2 separate regions of the Homo sapiens genome follow, and region 1 is linked to region 2. Evidence: chromatin loops called from intact Hi-C (ENCODE). Cell type or tissue: Panc1. All regions are shown on one strand. Each heading gives the region's core, and the rest is flanking DNA. Links, peaks and the distances in the headings are about the cores only.

Region 1 (10,374 bases), core at 2,444-7,443, 500 kb after region 2:
ACTCGTTTCCCCCTCCCTGCCTGCCACCAGGTCCCACACTTCAAGCTTTCTGTGCTGCAGTCATACACAACTTCTCTCTTGCTTCAGACACAATTAACTTTCTTAGTTCTCTTTCTGCTTTTTTTTGGTGTGTGTGTGTTTTTCTTTTCTTTAACTTCTATTTTACATTCAGGGATACATGTGCAGGTTTGTTACATAGGTACACTTGTGTCATGAGGGTTTCTTGTACAGATTATTTCATCACCTAGGTATTAAGCCTAGTATCCATTATTTTTCCTGATCTTCTCCCTCCACCCTTTGGTAGGCGCCAGTGTGTTGTTCCCTTGTGTCCATGTGTTCTTGTTATTTAGCTCCCACTTATAAATGTGAACATGCGGCATTTGGTTTTCTGTTCCTGCATTAGTTTCCTAAGGATAATGACTTCCAGCTCCATCCATGTCCCTAAAAAGGACATGATCTCGTTCTTTATAGCTGTATCTACTTTTTATGTAGGCCTTCAAACTCTGACTCCTTCCCCTACCCTCCCCCAAACCTCCTGTGTAGGTCTCAGCCTGGCCAGTATTTCCTTCCTAAGCCTCCCCTAACCACCTCCGTGTTCAGTTCGGGGCCTCCGCTACATACATGCTCACCACAGCACCTGCCCTCCCTGTTACCACTCAATTTTCCTCCTTCACTGACACAGCTTTCATCCTTGTCCCCCTCAACAGATGACACTGTGAGAAGTCAGATGTATCATCTCTTTTGATTACCACTGGTTCTCCAGGACCTATGTCATAAAAGGTACTCAATAAACAGCTGTTATATTACAACTAAAATGATCAATGCATGGTGCTATAAATATGTCAAAATTCATCTACTAGCTGAGTCACTCAGCCAAGGCATTTTAACAGATGGCTCCACTGTTCATTCTATTTATAAACAACTTTGAGGGGTCAAAATATCATACCAAAGTGAATTTTAAAACTTTTTAATTATTTTTATTTTTTAAGACGGAGTTTCACTCTTGTCACCCAGGCTGGAGTCCAATGTTGCAATCTTGGCTCACTGCAACTTCTACCTCCCAGGTTCAAACGATTCTCCGCCTCAGCCTCCCAAGTAGCTGGGACTACAGGTGACCACCACCACACCTGGCTAATTTTTGCATCTTTAGTAGAGACTGGGTTTCACCATGTTGGCCAGATTGGTCTCCAACTCCTGATCTCAGGTGATCTGCCCACCTCGGCCTCCCAAAGTGCTGGGATTACAGGCGTGAGCCATTGCGCCTGGTCTTAAAACTTTTTTAAATTTGTGAGTTTTACATTTTTTGTTTGTTTGTTTTGAGATGGGGTCTCACTCTGTTGCCCAGGCTAAAGTGCAGTGGCACGATCACAGCTCACTGCAGCCTTGACCTCCCAGGCTCACTTGATCCTCCCACCTTAGCCCCCTGAGTAGCTGGGACCACAGACATGTGCCACCATGCCTGGCTAATTTTTTTTTGTAGAGACAGGGTCTCACTATGTTGCCCAGGCTGGTCTCCAACTCCCAGGCTCAAGCGATCCTCCTGCCTCAGCCTCTTAAACTGTTGGGCTTATAGGCGTGAGCCACTGTACCCAGCCAACTTTAATTTACTTTTTGTTGTTGCAGAAACCTGACTAGCACCCGTAATAGGCTCCTTGACTACTATAAATATTTTATAAAGATTTATGAAACTGAACTGAACTAAAGGTGACTATCTGGTATCAACGCTGAAAGTTTTATTCTAAATAAAATTCTTCAGAAAGTGAATCCAGGGCTAATACTAAAAATCACTTGAAGTCTTAATTACAGTATTTGCCAACTGTAATATAACAACCAATACCATTCAGTGTTTTTCATTGCCAAAGTAACTGAATTTTATATATTTTTGTTCTTCACTTAGCACCATAACAAGTTACTTGGCCCTTGAGCACACCATGACTGAGTCATTCAAGAGGGTACAGGTGCAGCTGTGCACCCAATTAGACAAGCAATTTTCCAGAGTACACGGGCAGGATCTTCACATTTTTGTGAAAATTTAGTCCTATGTTTCAAAAGTAGAGTGCGATACCCACTGAACAAACCTGCATTTAAAAAGTAAACAGATCAAGCTGTGCAAGGTTACTCTTCAGACTTGATTTCTCTACAACCTTGTTTATCCAACCCCCTCCCATCAGATGTCAAGCTGATTTGGATGAATTTGCCTTGAAAGGATATTCTTTAGCTTGGGATAAGGAGTCACATTGGTACATCAGGTTACTTTTGGATGTTCTTGCTTGAACCAAGAGTAAGGAAAAACATACTGTTCTCTAAAATAGCCTTGTGATGTCTTAGGACGAGTGAAATTACTATGAGCTCTGGAACCCTAAGCAAAACTTTTGGAGTGAACTACCTTTACACTGCCTTTTGCTATTGGGAAACACATCTCTCCAACTATTCTACATTCACAGTAATCTCTCTGGGTAGTTCATACACCTACAGAAGGGGAAACAGGAGGCTGTGGAGGAACTGTTCGGACTCAGCTTCCTTACTCTGACCTATGTTACTGCTCTTTCTTTGCTTTTTCCAATTTCTTAATTCAGATTAGATCAACCTGTAACCAGAGCCTATTAAGTGATCTCCAGCAACTGTCTCCGAGTTGGAAGTGCTAGCCAAAGAATTTCAGTGATTGCGTTTTGTGTACTTACACCTGTGGGACCAGCACTCTCCATTTAATGAGCCAGCTGCTTTTCTGATTGCTTCCCCGGATGGCCAAGTCACTGCAGAAGTTTCTTGAAAGGTAATTAAGGCTCCATTATTTCAACACTGCTCCATCTTACAGACCCTTCCACTGCACAATTTTGAAATGTTTTTTAAAAAAAATAGGTAATACACATGTAGGGTTCAAAATTCAAAAAATACTAAAAAGATATGATCTAAGAGATGTATCCTTCTCACTTGTTATGGAGTCAGCCCTCCAGCTCCCCAACTCACAGGCAACCATGGGTCCCAGTTTCTTGTGGCTCCTTCCAAAGATATTCTGTGGATATCACAAGCACAAACACACACATTCTTTTTTATGCCAATGAATGTCGTTTGCCTCTGTCACTTGATAAAGCAGCACACAGGGCTGGGCGCGGTGGCTCACGCCTGTAATCCCAGCACCTTGGGAAGCCGAGGCGGGTGGATCACGACGTCAGGAGATGGAGACCATCCTGGCTAACACAGTGAAACCACGTCTGTACTAAAAATACAAAAAATTAGCCAGGCATGGTGGCAGGCATCTGTAGTCCCAGCTACTCAGGAGGCTGAGGCAGGAGAATGGTGTGAACCTGGGAGGCAGAGCTTGCAGTGAGCTGAGATCGCGCCACTGCACCCCAGCACCCCAACCTGGGCTACAGAGCGAGATTCCGTCTTAAAAAAAAAGAAAGCAGCACATAGAAGACACTCTCAACTTTTTAAAGGCTGCACAGTATTTCAATGTTATGAATGTATCATATTTATTTAACTATTCCAGTCTGACAGGCAGTTTGATACCATGTTACACTGGTACAGTAAGTTACTTTTAGACATTCTTCCTTAAACCAATAGCAGGGAGAAACATAGTATTCTTTAAAATAGTCCTGTGATGTTTTAGGACAAATGAAATTACTATGAACTCTGGAACCCTAAGCAAAACTTTTGGAGTGAGCTACCTTTTCACTACCTTTTGCTAGTTCTTTCCAGTCTTCTGCTCTAAGAAATAATACTAACATGACTATTCTTGCACATCTCCTACAGGTGGACATAACACACAGTATAAATTCATTTTGTCAAATTGCTCTCCATGGAGGTTGTTATATCCATTTATACTCCCACCAGCGTTTGAGAGCTTACGTTTCTACAATCTTAGGAAGAGGCCAGGTGCAGTGGCTCATGCCTATAATTGCAGCACTTTGGAAGGCCAAGGCAGGTGGATTGTTTCAGCCCAGGAGTTCGAGACCAGCCTGGGCAACATGGTGAAACCCTGTCTCTATAAAAAATACAAAAAGGAGCTGGGCATGCTGACTATTCAGCTATTCAGGAGCCTGAGGTGGGAGGATCACTGGAGCCTAGGAGGCCGACGTTGCAGTCAGCCGTGATCATGCCACTGCACTCCGGCCTGGGCAACAGAGCAAGACCTGGTCTCAAAAAAAATAAATAAATAAAATCAAAACAAAACGGAATTAACACATTTTTCATTTTTGCCAAAATGTGCATGGAAAATCGTATCTCATCATGATTTTCACTTGAATGTGTGTGTGGCTTTTAGCACTTTTTATCATATGTGCAGGAGCCACATGTCCTTTGCTGTAAACTGTCTCTGAATATTTTTTTACCAGGGCTTTTGTTCATTTTCATATTGATTTGTAAGAGTTCTGCATATATGAAGGGCATCCCTTATTTTGTGACTAAAATGAACTGCAAATTTTCTCTCTGGTTTTTTGGCTTACCTGTTGGCTTCACTTACGACAGTTTTACATTCTTTGCAGAAAATTTTTACATTTTTAAGCATTATCTTGACTTATTATCCTAATAATTTTTCAAATGGAAAAATAATTTTATCAAGGAAAAAGTTCTTGCCAATGTAAAAGAATTTCTATGTTTATGCATTATGTTTTAATTTTAAAAAACTATTCACAGAAAATAAGGTATTTTCCTCAAAGAGAATATCTTTTGCTGCTTTGTTCAGTATACTTTTTAAAGGTAGAGGGGTAGAAAGACTAAGTGAAAAAATTACCTAAGAAGAGAAGTAGTTTAATGATCATAACATTTAATTCTGGCAAAAGACAAATTAATGAAAAATAAAAAATAAATATAAAATATGACTTCAAAAAACTTACCTCAATTTTCTATCATTTGTCATGTACTGTAAGTCAGTTTTCTAAATAGAATTATAGTCCTTTATTATAAACCCCTAATGGTACTGTAGTATTCTCTTTAAAATGCTCAGGGAAAAAAAGGTTCTTTTTCTGTCTGCCTTCTCTGTATTTAAGCCATAGGTAATTTTTAAACTAAAAGCCTATAATAGGCATAAATGTAATAGTTAACTCACCTTGTTTACTGATGTCCTTTTCATGTTCAAGATTAAAAGCCTATCCTAAAAACTGACAATAGAGGCAAAAGAATACATATAATAATGTTCTATTTTTTGAACAAAAGATGTTCCAAAATTAACTCTTTAAAAGAACCACATGATTCTTATCATGTTCCTATAAAAATTCCAGTAACTTCATAATTTAGTATTATGCTCTATTCATAGAATAAAAGAGATTATGATGTAAAATGCATGTATAAATTCTTAATGAAGATACATTACAGATTCTTTATATTACTATTTGAGAACACAAAGTTATTATTTTGTGCAGAAGATTCTTGGCATATTCTAAGTTCATCGAATTTTTCATTTTTATGAAAACGTTACACAAAAACATTTAAACAGATTTACTTAAAATTGAATTTTTGGCCAGGCACAGTGGTTCACGCCTGTAATCCCAAAACTTTGGGAGGCTGAAGCGGGCAGATCACCTGAGGTGAGGAGTTCGAGATCAGCCTGGCCAACAGGGTGAAACCCCGTCTCTACTTAAACTACAAAAATTAACCAGGCGTGGTGGCACGTGCCTGTAATCCCAGCTACTCGGGAAGCTGAGCCATGAGAATAACTTGAACTTGGGAGGTGGAAGTTGCAGTGAGCCAAGATTGTGCCTCTGCACTCCTGCCTGGGCAACAGAGTGAGCTCTGTCTCAAAAAAAAAAAAAAAAATCAAACTTTCAAAGTGCTCTTTAAATATTAAAATAAACTATGGTGGAATGTTTTCTTAGTCAAGAAATCCAGAACAAAACATATGGTGGTAGAACAAAGGAAAAAGGGTGAGTTATAGCAGAGAAGGAAAACGTCAAACAATGCGTATATAATTATTTCTTATTATGCATCCATATGTAGTTATTATTTTCTATTCTTAGTTCATCACCATATTCTTTCTTTGAGGAGAAAAATATAGGGTGGTAATTTCAATTATATGAATACTACAAAACAATTCCCTCCTTCCACCTCAAGCATCTAAGATGAAACAATTTTGCATCAACCAAAACAAACATTATAAAGAAAACAAAATGTAGCACAAACTCTCTTGTACACAAAAGCTTACCTATCTCAAATCTTTATTTTTTTTTTTCGACACGGGGTCCAGGATTTCACTCTCACCCAGGCTAGAGTGCAGTGGTGCAATCATGGCTCACTGCAGCCTCAATCTCCCAGGCTCAAAGCATCTTCCCCCTTGGGCCTCCTGAGTAGCTGAGGCTACAGGCGTGTATCACCATGACCGGCTAATCATATAAAATTTTTTTTGTTGCCAGGGCTGGTCTAGACCTCCTGGGCTCAAGTGATCCTCCCGCCTTAGCCTCTCAATGTGCTGGGATTACAGGCGTGAGCCACGCACCCAGTCTCAAATCTTATATTGCTCTCAAAAAATATTGCTTGGATAAAACTTGAAATCACAGGCTGGGCACGGTGGCTCATGCCTGTAATCCCAGCACTTTGAGAGGCCAAGGTGGGCAGATGGCTTGAACCCAGGAGTTCAAGACCAGCCTAGGCAACATGGCGAAAACCCTGTCACTACAAAAAATATAAAAATTAGCCAGACATGGTAGCATGCCCCTGTAGTCTCAGCTACTTGGGGGACTGAGGTGCTCTCCCCCATGCTACCACATTCTAATGTTTTTCCTCATTTATTTATACAATAATTTTGAGGCAAGTTCTGGCTTATATATACTAAAAAATATGTTCTAAGCTGTGACTCATCAGTCATCTCCCCCAAGAGGAACTTCTTTCATCTTCCCCCAGATCCTTCCCTTCCCCCAAGCAGTTGAGTGCCTTTCTTTCTTTCTCATAGATTTAACTGGTTGATGACACCTCTATTAATGCATTTATTACATTATTTTAATTACTTCCAACTCTGCCTTCCCTTATAAGTACAGATTGTTTACATGGATATCTCCAAGCCCAACTGCCTTTAATTTATTTTTTCCCTGACAAAATATTATATGTTGAATTAGCGATTTTTCATTGCTTGCTTGGAATATGTTCTAGAAGTAAAAATAGTAGACCAAAGAATATGAATGTTTCTAAAGGTCTCTGATAAATGTTATCATATATAACCATTTAATTCATCTTTAAATTACTGACATGTAGGCCAACAACTATTGTTTGATATTGATACAATGATAGAGACAGGAGGCAGAGAAATTCTAGGCAGACAGGTGTGGGTCCCTGGTGAAGTTCCACCCTCAAGCTGAAAAGCCTGAGACCGTGGCCCAAAGTGAGAACTTCTCTCCCTGTTTTCCAGCTCAAATGTTGCCTTTTCCTAAACTACCCATGGCCCCACCCCACCTCATCCTGTGCCTATAAAGACCCCAGACTCAATCAGCAGAGAGGAGAAGCAGCTGAATGTTGGAGAGAAGGGACTTGACTTCAGAGGGACAGCTTGATGGAGTAACCGGAGAAAATCCAGCCGGACTTCAGGGGAAGATCACCTACCCCTCCTCTGTCCCCTTTTCAGCTCCCCTCTCTTCCCACTGAGAGCCACTTTCATCGGCAATAAAATCATTCCTGCATTTACCATCCTTCAATTAGTTCGTGTGACCTCATTTTTCCTGGACACCAGACAAGAGTTCAGGAGCCATGTGTGTGGATACAAAAGGTTGTTACGCTGGCCCTTTGCCCTCGCTGGTGGAGGGCAGCAGCAGGCCAACTGAGCTGTTAACACTTAAGCCGCCTGTGGAGAGCAGAGCTAAAAGAGCACTGTAACATGCCCTCTGGGGCTTTGGGAGTCACAGGCACCCCTCCTGGATGCTGCCATGGGGCCTGCACAGAGTTCGCTCCTGCTGGCGCCCAAAAGCACTTGCTCTGGTTCCTGCACCCACTCACCTGTGCACTCCCTCCTACGAGGTGTGGAAGGCAACAGGTGCAAATGAGTGGAGTTTGATCCCACTGGCGCCAAAACGGCTGGTCAGTTCCAGTGCTCCTGCACTACAGTTCCCGCCTCCTTCGCTCGTGTGCTCCCTCCCACAAGGAGTTGAGAGCTATAGGCTGATTAAAGGAGGCACCCCGTGGCAAAGCGGTCCCGCAAAGGGGTCAGGGAAATAACTTGCTTCAATATTATTTGAAAGGTAAGATATATTCACCATAGTAATAAAGAAATACATAAATACTTATATAAATATTCAAGATTAAATACTCCTGATACAACAGAGCCAAGGTTCTGAATAACCCAGATATTTAACCATTTGAGGAAATGCCATCCTGTTTTCCAAAGCAGCTGCACCCTTTTACGTTCCCACCAATAGCATTTGAAGGTTTCAATTTCTCCACCTCTTTGCCAACACTTTTTTTTTTTTTTTTTTGAGACGGAGTCTCGCTCTATCGCCCAGGCTGGAGTGCAGTGTGGCGATCTCGGCTCACTGCAAGCTCCACCTCCCGGGTTCATGCCATTCTCCTGCCTCAGCCTCCCAAGGAGCTGGGACTACAGGCGCCCATCACCATGCCCCAGCTAATTTTGTTTTTGTATTTTTAGTAGAGACGGGGTTTCACTGTGTTAGCCAAGACAGTCTCCATCTCCTGACCTCGTGATCCACCTGCCTCAGCCTCCCAAAGTGCTGGGATTACAGGCGTGAGCCACCGCACCTGGCCTACCAACACTTGTTATTACCTGACTTTTTAAAGTAGAGCTATGTAGTGGGTACAAAGGACAATCTCACTGTGGTTTTGATTTGCATCTGGATCCCTCCATGCCTTATGATGCAGAACATCTCTATATGTGCTTACCGGCAATTGCATATATTCTTTGGAGAAACGTCTATTCAGATCTTTTGCCTATTTTTAGAGTGGGCTGTTTTTTATTGTTAAGTTGTAAGTGTTCTTTATGTATTTTAAACACAAGTGCTTTACTGAAAATTTCATTTGCAAATATTTTTTCCCATTCTCTGGTTTGTCTTCAATTTCCTGTTAGTGTCCTTTGAAGCAAACATTTTAATCTTGATGTTGAACAATTCATCTATTTTTAAAGATGTTTTGCCTCTTATATTTAGGTCTTCAATCCATTTTGGATTAATTTTTGTATACTAATCAATATGAGGTAGGGTTTCTACTTCATTCCTTTACATGTGAACCCAGGTGTTTCGACACCATTTGTTGAAGAGATTATTCTTTTTACCATTGAATTATTTTGGCACCTTTGTCAAAGATCAATTGACCATATATTTTTGGGCTTATTTCTGGATTCTCAATTCTATTCTGTTGATTTATATGACAATCATTTTGCAAGTACTACACTGTATTTGATTACAAGGCTGTTTGTAGTAACTTCTGAAAGATGGAAATATGATTTATCCAATTCTGGATTTTTGTGGGTTTGTTTGTTTGGTTGGTTTTGAGACAGAGTTTTGCTCTGTATCCCAGGCTGGAGTGCAGTGGTGTGATCAGAGCTCACTGCAACCTCCACCTCCTGGGCTTAAGCTATCCTCCAACCCCAGCCTTCTAGGTAGCTGGGACTAGAGGCACATGCTACCACCATCAGCTAAAAAAAACTTTTTTGTAGAGATGGGGGCCTCACTATATTTCTCAGGCTGGTCTCGAACTCTTGGGCTCAAGTCATCCTCCTGCCTTGGCCTCCCAAAGTGCTGGGATTACAGGTCTGAGCCAATGTGACTGGCGTGTTTTTTTGTTTTTTCGTGTGTGTCTGTGTGTGTGTGTGTGTGTGTTTAGATTACTTTGGCTATTCTGGGTCCCTTAAGTTTCCATATTTTCCAAATTTTAGGATCAGCTTGTCAATTTCTGATAAAAATACAGCTTGGACTTCGGCAGGAATTGTGTTGCATCTTTAGACTAATTTGGGAATTACATGATTTGGGTGTGTCCCCACCCAAATTGCATCTTGAATTGTAGCTCCCATAATTCCCACATGTGTGGGAAGGACCCAGTGGGAGGAAATTGAATCACGGGGGTGGGTCTTCCCCGTGTGGTTCCTGTGATAGTGAATAAGTCTCAGGAGGTCTGATGGTTTTATAAAGGGGAGTTCCCCTGCAAGAGCGCTCTCCTGCCTGCTGCATGTAAGATGTCCCTCTGCTCTTCCTTCATCTTCTGCCATGATTATGAGGCCTCCCCAGCCATATGGAACTGTGAGTTCATTAAAGCTGTTTCATTTATAAACTACCCAGTCTTGGATATGTCTTCATTAGCAGCGTGAGAACAGACTAATACAGGCAAGCAGTGCCATCTTAAGTTTTTCAATTCACAAATATTAGAAACTTTCCATTTATTTGGATTTTCCTTAATTTCTTTTTTCAATGGTTTGTTTCACAATACAAGTTTTATACTTCTTTTGTT
Region 2 (10,374 bases), core at 3,184-8,183:
AAGGTTGTTCAAGCTAATTGACCCAAGCTCTTCCCAATCTTCTGGTCCCTGGAGAAGTATGGATAACGGGGAAGTCAGACAGACAGTTTCCAGTGAAAATTTAGACTCGAAGAAATTACCTATTTGACCTTCCCCTTAATACTCCCTTTTTGTCCGCTGTAAAGCTCTCCCACTCCCCTGCCTACCTTTGAGTCTCTGCCAAATGCAAGTGATGGTGGCTGACTCCTTAATCCAGGGAGATTGGGTATCAGGTTACAGAGCAGGGTGGATGGAAGTGACTTTGTAGTACAATGCACTTGAATGAATTATTGCAGGATGCTCAAATGGGAAAGACTGAAGCAAAAAGAACCCTCAAAACTCACCAGGGATGTGCTGTGATAAACCCTACCCTGAGTCCCCTCAAAGCCTTTTATATCCTTGGATGATGAGGAAAAGAAAAGACAGGGAAAGCCTGCTATCCCCTAAGGAGGAGGCAGGGATGTGAAAGACAAGGGGGCACTGTTCCAAAGGGTTAATCTGGCCTGGCCACTGCTTGGCCAACAGTGCAGCAATAATAGGCATTGATGCCATGAGGAGCTAAAGTGAAAAACTTCCACAAAGGGTGTGAGGTGGGGCAGGAGTATTGAACACAGCCCTTCTGTAACTGTGAGTACAGGATTGGGCATGCTGTCTACAGCCTGAGAGATAGTGGGCCATGTGGGATGGAACTTAGCAGAGAGCATAGGACTAGAAATCCATCAGTTTCAATGCCTGAGCTCTGAGGGGTGCCTTCTGTTTTGCAACCACACTTCCAGGCTGGTGAACCCTAGAGAAACAAAGGTTCAGTTATTATTCCTTCCAAGAGCACACACCCAGATGTGGCCTTGTATGGGAGGAGCTAAGCATGGCATGTGGACGCTTTAATTTGACCTCTATGTACATGCAATGCCACATCTCAGATGTGATTCTGATTTCATTCCTCTAGGGCTGTGAGTCTCAATCAGAGGTCAGCACCAGAATCAACCAAGGAGCTTTTCCAGTCTGCAGGTATCCACTTCCCACCCCAGACCTATAGGAGCAGAAACTCTGGGGGTTAAGCCCAGTAATCTGGGTTTAACAAGCCCTCCAGTGATTCTGGAGTTCATTAAAGTTTGAGAACCACTGCCTTAAAGAAATAGTTTAAACCTGAGAGACATTCAATAGGACCAATGTCCGGGTCTCACCCCGCAAGAGTACAGCCTACCTAATAGGAGTTTTATAAACTATCCAGATGTTTTTAATATGCAATCCAGGTTGAGAACCTCTGCCTTTAAAAGTCTACATAAATGGATTCCTCATTTATGAACCCCTTGAAACAGTGTGCAAAATTGGGTGTATATGTATATGTGTATTTTTCTGGGAGAGAATCCATAACTTTTATCAAATTCTCAAATGGGTCCGTTATTCCAAAAATGGTTAATAATATGAACACTTAAGAGAGAGCATGCATTTTCTCTTATTTATTTTGTAACTGGGACACTTCATGAAGAAAGTGGTTCAAATATTAATGTGTGCCAAAGATGCTAAATAAATATGAATTAACCTTTTTCAATCAAGTACAAGATGGTTTCATATGTCTTAGAGTAGATAGGGGTAAAGGAAGGATAGCTGTTATTCCATACTGGTCTCTGTCATTGTCATCATTAAAATTTATTCCCTATCCTAGAGACAAGCTACCATATTGCATACAATTTTTCTCATTTGATATACATACAACCCTGTGAGCTATGCTAGGCAGGTAATACAATCCTATTCTTAGATGAAAGGTGAAGTGACTTTCTCAGGGTCACACAAGTCTTAGTAAAATAATAATTTAAATGAAGATCTCCATTAATGTTTGGTCTTAACTACGGGAGACTAATACAACATGGAGAATGGCTAGACCATCTAAAAAACAGAACTCTGACTTGCAAATGCAGCAGCCTGCCCAGTAAACCAACCCTTTATCTATAATAAACAACAAAGGAAGCCAGCCTACTCAAGCTAGACTTGCGGGAAGCCAGACTGCTATCTCTAGTAACAATCCAGCAGGCTAAACAATCACTTCTTCAACAACAACAAAAAAAACAAAATGTTGAGGATTTGATTAATGAATGGCAGTTTCTCTAATTTTTGTCACCACTTCCAGCTTAGGACCAGAAAGAAAGCCAAATATGCCCCCAACCCCTTACATAGACTTTTCCGGTCTGCAGGTATCCACTTCCCACCTCAGACCTATAGGAGCAGAAACTCTAGGGGTTGACCCCAGTAATCTGGGTTGTTGGCTGTAATCTGGGAAGTTGGCTGCAGCCAGCTTCCCTATGTCAACAGCCTTCAATCAGGACACACTTGAAGCTGTCCCTTTTTGCCCACTGTAAAGCTCTCCCACTCCCCTGCCTACCTTTGAGTCTCTGCCAAATGCAAGTGATGGTGGCTGACTCTCTTGCTACATCAAACTCTGAATAAATCACCTCTGCTTTTCTTATTTGAGTTGTCTGTTTATTTCCACAACTAACTTTATGGGCTCACCCTTCCTGGTTTCAAAAGCAAGGAACACCACTACTTATTGCTAAATACTACATATACCTTCATACAGATACACTGATGGGATGATGCCTTTTCAAGTTAGCCCAGGGTAGAGTTTTTCCCAGAGAAATATCTATAGACTCTACCAATATGTGAGTCAAAGCAAAAGATAGATCCATGGAATAGATTCTCATCCCAACATGGCTTCCAGACTGAGGATTCAACTGGATCTGGGATGAATATCTTAAGTGACACCTTCTTCCCCCAGCCCAGGTCATATTTAATTCTGATCTTCACCTTTGGATCTAGCTCTAAAGCATGTATTGGTGATTTCTTAACTACGTATAGGGCTTTTTTTCTCTTTTTTATCTTTTCAAAGTATTATTGATGATCATATCCTCTTACGGAGTATGAGCTAGGTGGGGAAACTGATCTGCAGAGAGATTGCATGACTTGCTTGAGGTCACGTGACCATGGCCTCAGTCTCCCAACATGGCTCTGTGTTATCCCAAAACAGGATATACAGGACATTGCTGTCATCCCATTCAGGAATGCAGGACACTACTGTCATCACATTGCCAGCCCATATCTTGCTCATGGGGCCCTCCTGACCCCAAGGAAAGGCATTCTCTGCCTTCACTGCATGCTCACTTTGTCCCAAGGGAATCTGGAATGAGTTTCCTTCACAGCCTCTTAATGACACAGTGGGGTTGAGAAAGGACATTGCTGAGTCATTTCCAGCCAAAGGAAAGTATTATTTATAGCAATCTGCACAGACCAACCTTGGTAGTAACTGAAATGACTTCCTTCTGGCACAGGGTAAGTACCAGGCTAATTGTCACCTGTACCCTTTAAAACAGCTCATTAAGTATATATGGGCTGCTAATTGCCTCCCCTAAGTTTTCCTATCTCTCTACTCTGGACGTGATCAGGTTCTTTAGCCCCATGGGCTGCATTTATACAGCCTGAGAGGTTTGTTCTTCCAACGTAATTTAAATCTATATTATGCATTTTTGGCAAAGTTTGACTATGGGCGGAAAACTGAAAATTTTGCAGGACTTCCATCACACCAGTGCAGTCTCTATCTCTTTACCTTTTATTATTGGAACCTCCCTCTCTTTTTTCCTACCACTCAGCTTTTTGTGTTGCTTTCTTTCCCTTGTACATTACCCTCCACTGTATTCACCAAGTCTTTCATCTTTCCCATAAACCAGACTGATGTTGACAACTCATTTCTTGTCCTTGCGCTTCACACCAAAGTGTCTAGTTGAAATATATGGGCCATAGCACAGTGAAAATTGAGCATTGGCAAGAGATATTCCCTGATATTTACTATATTACTCAGGTGATTCCTAATTATGTATTGTCTTGCATTTTACCTTTTTATCCTCATATGATTTGTATGCCCGGAGAGACCATAAACCAAGACACTACCATATCTTCCATTTATATTAGCCCTGTTAGCCCTCACCGTATCAGTGCCCAAAGAATTTGGTTGAATCAATGTCTTTCTTATACAGCATGCCCAGATCCCAGTATTTAGAAAATAAACCTGCATTTATTGTTTTGAGGATTCAAATAAAATCTCTTGTCCCACATGTCAAGTTTCTCACTTTGCTTGTTCTCAGATAGAAGAGTAAATAGTAAGTTTAAATGTTCTCTCAGTTTAACTCTAATAATACATATCATTACAATTGCATCTTTGAAATTTGGAGTATACATAGATACATATACACACATATACTATGTGTGTATACTATACGTATACATATATTTGGAGTACACATATAAATACATACATGTTTATATACATATGTAAATATGTGGATATGTGTACTCCAAATTTAAATTAAACCTTCGCTTGAGATTTCAAGCATAGCTAAACGTTTGAAACTCCTGTTTCTACGTTTGTAGCACAAATGCTACAAAAATTACTCAGCAAGTAAGACTGCTCTTCTAAAAGAAGGAAATGATCATTGAAATGAGATTTTACCTTGGATGGATTAACGTTTGAGTTATTTAAAATATTCAAATAAAGTGTTAAATGGGAGCAACATGGAATATGTAGGACATCACATATGGAATAATATAATTTGTTCTATAACAAATACAAAAACACACATATGTATGCATATAGTATATAGATGTGTGGAAATTTACTTTTACTTTTCACTTGTTTTTCCTGAAATTTTACCATAATCATTAACCACATTTTACAGAAAAAAATACTGGCTAAGGCCAGTCATAGTAGCTCACGCCTGTAATCCCAGTACTTTGGGAGGCCGAGGCAGGTGGATCACAAGGTCAGGAGTTCAAGACCAGCCTGGCCAAGATGGTGAAACGCTGTCTCTACTAAAAATACAAAAATTAGCCAGGTGCAGTGGCAGGCGCCTGTAATCCCAGCTACTCGGGAGGCTGAGGCAGGAGAATCGCTTGAACTCGGAGGGCAGAGGTTGCAGTGAGCCGAGATTGCGCCACTGCACTCCAGCCTGGGCAACAGAGTGAGACTTCGTCTTAAAAAAAAAAAAAAAAAAAACTAGCTAAAAAATTACCAATCTCTTAACATAATTTTCAAGATGAACATTTTCCATATGTGCCCAATATGAAGTATCTCTAGATTGGCCTGACTACTTTTGCCTATTCTCCATGGGTCCTACTCCATTGAACATTGATCTAGACCAGGGTTGACAAGCTTTTTCTGGAAAGGCCTAGATGATAAATATTTTAAGCTTTGCAGACTAGTCTCTGTTGTAACTATACAACTCTGCTGTCGCAGTTTAGAAGCAGCTGCAGCCACATGTGGCTATTTAAATTTAAATGCAGTAAAACTAAATACAATTTAAAATTCAGTTCCTCGGTGGCACTAACTACATTCCAAGTGTCCAGTGACCACATGTGTCCAGCAGCCACCATTTCAGACAGCACAAAGAACATTTCCATCATCACAGAACAGCAAAACCTAACTCTCAAGATCTTCAGACTACGTTACAATTCTTCGGAAAAGAATGGGAAAAAAACATTTCATTCCCTAAGCTCCTAAATCCTAGTCATTTTTGACACTTATTCAATACGAATGATTTATAATAGCATCAAGGAGTGTGAAAGTTTCATATTTTGCACAAAATTTCCATGGCGTGATTTTAAACAACATTTTAATTTTCACCAGAGATGAGGTGTTAAAAAGCATGGTGGAAATTTTATTTGGAAGAGTTAAGAATGGAAAGCCAAAACTATCTATACAATAAAAATTATGGGGCTGGCCTCCAATTATTTTTTTAAACATCTTATAAAACTGAAATCCAAAATACAATCATTTTAAATACATCCAAAAATGATAAGGAAGGAAAAAAACAGGTAAGAGAGAAAGACATCAAGCAAAACTGTGTCTAGGGAATGTATCATTTAAAACTACCACCTGCTTTCAGCGGTATTTGAAAGGGACTTTGTCCAATTACTACTTCCCATGATATGGCCACACTTCTATCCTGAAGCTTGTTCTGGTTTCCTTAGAGCATAGGAGTCAAATATGGACACAAGATGGGACAGAGACACTTTCTTTTTAAAATCAAGCACTAGAAAGGTTGCCGAATGATGCAAAACTAAGCAGGATATGAAGAATAAAAGGAAGAACTTTAAGAGAAAAATCACACCATAGCATTTCTAACTTGTTATCGGATTTTCATAAGCTTTCATTTTCCCCATGCATTTCTTGGTGGTTTAGGTAGACACACTATTTATTGCCTACCTGCAATTCCCTCTGTATAGCGGGAGAATTCACATTCCAAGAAAACTAGTGGAAGAAAAAAAAAAAAAAAACCAATGGCCTAAGAGAAGCGGCTCACATTCATCTACTCACCAGCAGCCAGATGAGCTTTGTCTCTTCCACAGCCCATTTGAAAGTGGGTACAAGAGCAGCTGCCCCCAGCAGCAGCAATAAACATGTGTCCTCAAAAAGTTATGACTGTTGACTGCAGAAGAGAGGATGGAGAGTCTGAGAACAAGGCAGTTTGCTTATTGATTTTGAAGCCCACAGTGTGACAAGAGACCAGACAGAAATGTGTTCAGTTAAACTTGGCACAGACGGGGGCCGACAGCCACGTTTTAAACTGTATAATTTTATAATTAAAGATCGGGGTGGTCAAAATAAATAGAACAACATTAATCAAGTCTTTAAGATGCCACTGTACAAATCAGCCACTCTCATGTCAAAGAAACTTCGACAACTTTCAAAGGGCGTCATTTTGTGCAAACAACACACTATATTCTAATGTTTAATTAGCTCAGGTATCAAAAGGCAGATGTGGCTGCAATGGGAATCCCAACATTACCTATGGCAACGGCTGCCTGAGCACGATTGTGGTCACATTCTCTATGCGACAGTTCTCCCCAGTCCTCAGCAAGCCCTTTTTATTCTCCAACTCGGTTTTTCTTTATAAAAATGGTCAAAATGTGAGCCTCCTCACAAGAATTTGATGAAATTTTATGTGGCTTCTGGAGACACACTTTGAAGCTGAAGGCAGCGAATTTTATATGAACAAAGAAGAGTTGTGGTTTTTCAAGCAGTGTTTCTCAAACTTTAATGAGACATCCATCACCTCGGGATCCTGTGAAAATTCTTATTCAGGAGACCTGGGTAAAGTCTAAAATTCTGTGCTTCTAATCAGCTCCCAAATGATGGTGATCTGCTGGTCTACAGACCACACTTTGGATAGCAAAGCTAAGTAACACATTAATTCACCATGATCAAAGACTCCTCCTTAGACTTGGAATTGATAGAGGGTATTATTCTTTAAATGCAGAGTTCTAAAATATTAGAGTGACATAGGACCTAAGAGATTATCAAGAATAAACTCTTCCATTGTTATGAGCACTGAAGGGACACACTCACAGTTACACCACAGTGTGGCAGCAGCTTCTGGGTCTGGCTTCCTTTTGACAGCCATAATAACACATATGTCAAGCCCTACGCAGTAGAAAAGCATGTTCACTATGACAGAGAAGAAGGAATAGAGGGAAGGAAGAGAAGAGAGAGGGAGATGGCTTATTTCTCACATATCTGTATAACTGAATTCCGCAAAAAGCATGGTGCACGACATCAAGAATCATTCGGAAGAGTTGTAGGGCTAATGAGGTTCCAATAGAATTAATCAGTTCACAAAGACTTCACCATTCCTATCCAAACTTTTCCTTGTAATCAATACTATTACCTTCTGAAAAACCAGTTGAGATGGTACGGCTCCCATCCTGTCTTACTTCTCTCCACCAAAGCTTTTATATAGCACCTATTCTGTACCTAACATACCTTCGTGTATGGTATCACATTCAACTATTGCACAAATCTGTAAAGTGGATAGAATTATCCCTTTTTTAGATGAGAAAACTGAATTTGATAGTGATTAAGTACCAAGTATGCGGTAATACAGCTAGTAAGAGGCTCAGCTAAGATTCAGAGTCATGGCCCCCTATTGCAACCCTGAACTATTTCTTTGTTTTCAAGCCTGAAATCACACCAGGCCTATAGCTTAAGTCAACTTGTAATGAGTTTACAAATTTATTATGTTCCATTTGAAAGCTAGCTAGTACAAGTTATTTCTAAAAGAAACTACCTCTCCCACATTGCATCAGTTTTTAGATTAGGAATAGCTCAACTCCACCTTTTTTTTTTTTTTTTTTTTTTTTTGCCTTTAGTACCTCAGGAACAGAGATTTGAATTAATCTTATGTATTAGTCAGGGTTCTCTTAGGGGGACAGAACTAATAGGATATATATATACACATATATATAAAGGGGAGTTTATTAGGTATTAATTTACACGATCACAACGTCCTACAATAGGCTGTCTGCTAGCTGAGGAGCAAGGAGAGCAAGTCTGAGTCCCAAAACTGAAGAACCTGGAGTCCAGTGTTCGAGGGCAGGAAGCATCCAGCACGGGAGAAAGATGTAGGCTGGGAGGCTAGGTCCATCTCGTCTCTCCACGCTTTTCCGCCTGCTTTATATTCACTGGTGGCTGATTAGATGGTGCCCACCAGATTAAGGATGGGTCTGCCTCTCCCAGTCCACTGACTCAAATGTTAATCTCCTTTGGCAACACCCTCACAGACACACCCAGGATCAATATTGCACCCTTCAATCCAATCAAGCTGACACTCAGTATTAACCATCACATCATACCTCTGGATTTAGAACATATTACAATAATCATTTTGTACAAGGACCTACTCCTGTTTTCTTTTGTTTTTCCCCACAACCCTCATCCCTAACTCTCTCCTCTCCACAGATTTCCACTGTGATGTGTTGGATATGCATCTTTGAATAGTTGTACGGATACACACAAATTTTAATTTGCATGTATGACGCTGTTCTGTTTTTTTAAACAAATGCTCTCCAAAGGTGTTTCACTTACTACTGCAAATGCTCCCAGGAAGCAGTTTTAGGCATTTCAACTGGGCAGCATGTCCCTGAAGGGAAGCAGAGAAAGGCTGGCACTCAGGCATGGAGAAGAGTCTCAAGAAAAGGGCATTAATTTCCCTCTCTACCCAGTTATGCCTGGTCCTCAGTGTCCTCCCTGGGGGAAGGCTCATCCGAAGACCTCCTAGAGATGCTGAAAGTGTAGATGCAACCAATGGAAACCCAGAGATGGATACAGGGGAAAATTTTGTCCATAATCCAGGCATATAATTCAGGCATAAGAAATCATAACTGATTTATTTTAATCCATCTATTTCAATTTTTTTACACTTTTAATATTTTCAGCATGAGGGCCACTGATTATTTTACCTCTTTTCTCTTAAAGAAAAGTTAATTATAAAGACTCAGGCCATAATTTCCCAGGAAAGTGTCAGGATGATCTAAGACGAGTCCCAGGCCTTTACCATGAAGCAGACTCTCAGGGATATTGTGAAATCGACATATGAACAGTGTGTGCACATTCATTTCTCTATTGCTTCAAGGACATTCAAACCCAGGAAGGCAGGTGGGCTTCTGAGTTTTGATCTGTGCCAGTAGCTCTCACTCTTGAGCTGGCGTGAGAGCCCCCAGAGGGCTAGTTAAAGCTGGGCCCATCCCCAGAGCTGCTGACTCAGTAGGGCTGGGGCTAGGGCCCATCAGTCTGCATTTCTAACAAATTGCCATGCGGCACTGACGCAACTGATCCAGGGCTTTCACTGCAAGAACCGCTGCTCTACGCAATGTTAGGACCAGATGTTTCAAAAGATCAGAAAATGGATTGGGATTCTTAATTGACTCTTTCTGTTCAGACAGTATCTATACAATGTGTGATAATTTTTATTTTCTCCACATATGTCTTCTTGTTTCTTAAATCCTCGTGATCCTCTAGATATATATTTGGAGCACAATTTTCACTCAATGCCCCCAAAAAACCTGTTATGGTTTTCAAATACTCTGTATCTTCATTTTCTGTCTACTTGATCTGTCGGTTTCTAAGAGTATTAAAATCTCTCACTATGAATGTAGATTTTCAATTGTTTGCTTTATTTATATGTCAAAACTATGATGGGCACTGTAAATTGCTTTATGATTCTTTTATCTTCATGGTGTGTTTTTGATTAATATAAAACATCTTTTCTTTTTCCTTCTTAATGCTTTTACCCTTGAGTTACATTTTGTCATTTTAGCATTATTACTTCTGTTTTCTTTTTATTAATGTTTGCCTGGTTTGTATTTTTCTTTCTTTTTATTTTCAACCTTTCTGCATCATTTGGTTTTATATTTGCCTCCTGTAAACAGCTCATAACTGGATTTTTTATTCAATCTGAGAAAGCCGTGTTATTCGCATAGATTGTGATTCCTGACATGTTTTTCCTTTTTGCAATTCTGTTTTGGTTTTCTGTT

Evidence for each region. A loop is a pair of places that touch in the nucleus more often than their neighbours do. Peaks named below come from ENCODE experiments on the same cell type or tissue, not always from the same donor. Only the 100,000 strongest peaks of a DNase experiment are listed, where the experiment ranks them.
Region 1: a loop joins it to region 2, with 8 times the contacts of the local background. A loop is called at or near these places in 1 of 110 quality-filtered maps.

The regions. Positions count from the first base shown.
Region 1 is chr13:100,379,408-100,389,781 of GRCh38, reverse strand. The region is part of intron 19 of PCCA (propionyl-CoA carboxylase subunit alpha); the gene reads right to left. Among named protein-coding and RNA genes, the nearest start is that of PCCA-AS1, 96 kb to the left of the region's middle. In Panc1, for the core only: no CTCF peak of the experiment used is centred there; no DNase peak of the experiment used is centred there; H3K27ac peaks cover 4,032 bases.
Region 2 is chr13:100,880,710-100,891,083 of GRCh38, reverse strand. The region is part of intron 2 of NALCN-AS1 (NALCN antisense RNA 1); the gene reads right to left. Among named protein-coding and RNA genes, the nearest start is that of LINC00411, 58 kb to the left of the region's middle. RefSeq lists an enhancer at 9,495-9,789. In Panc1, for the core only: no CTCF peak of the experiment used is centred there; no DNase peak of the experiment used is centred there.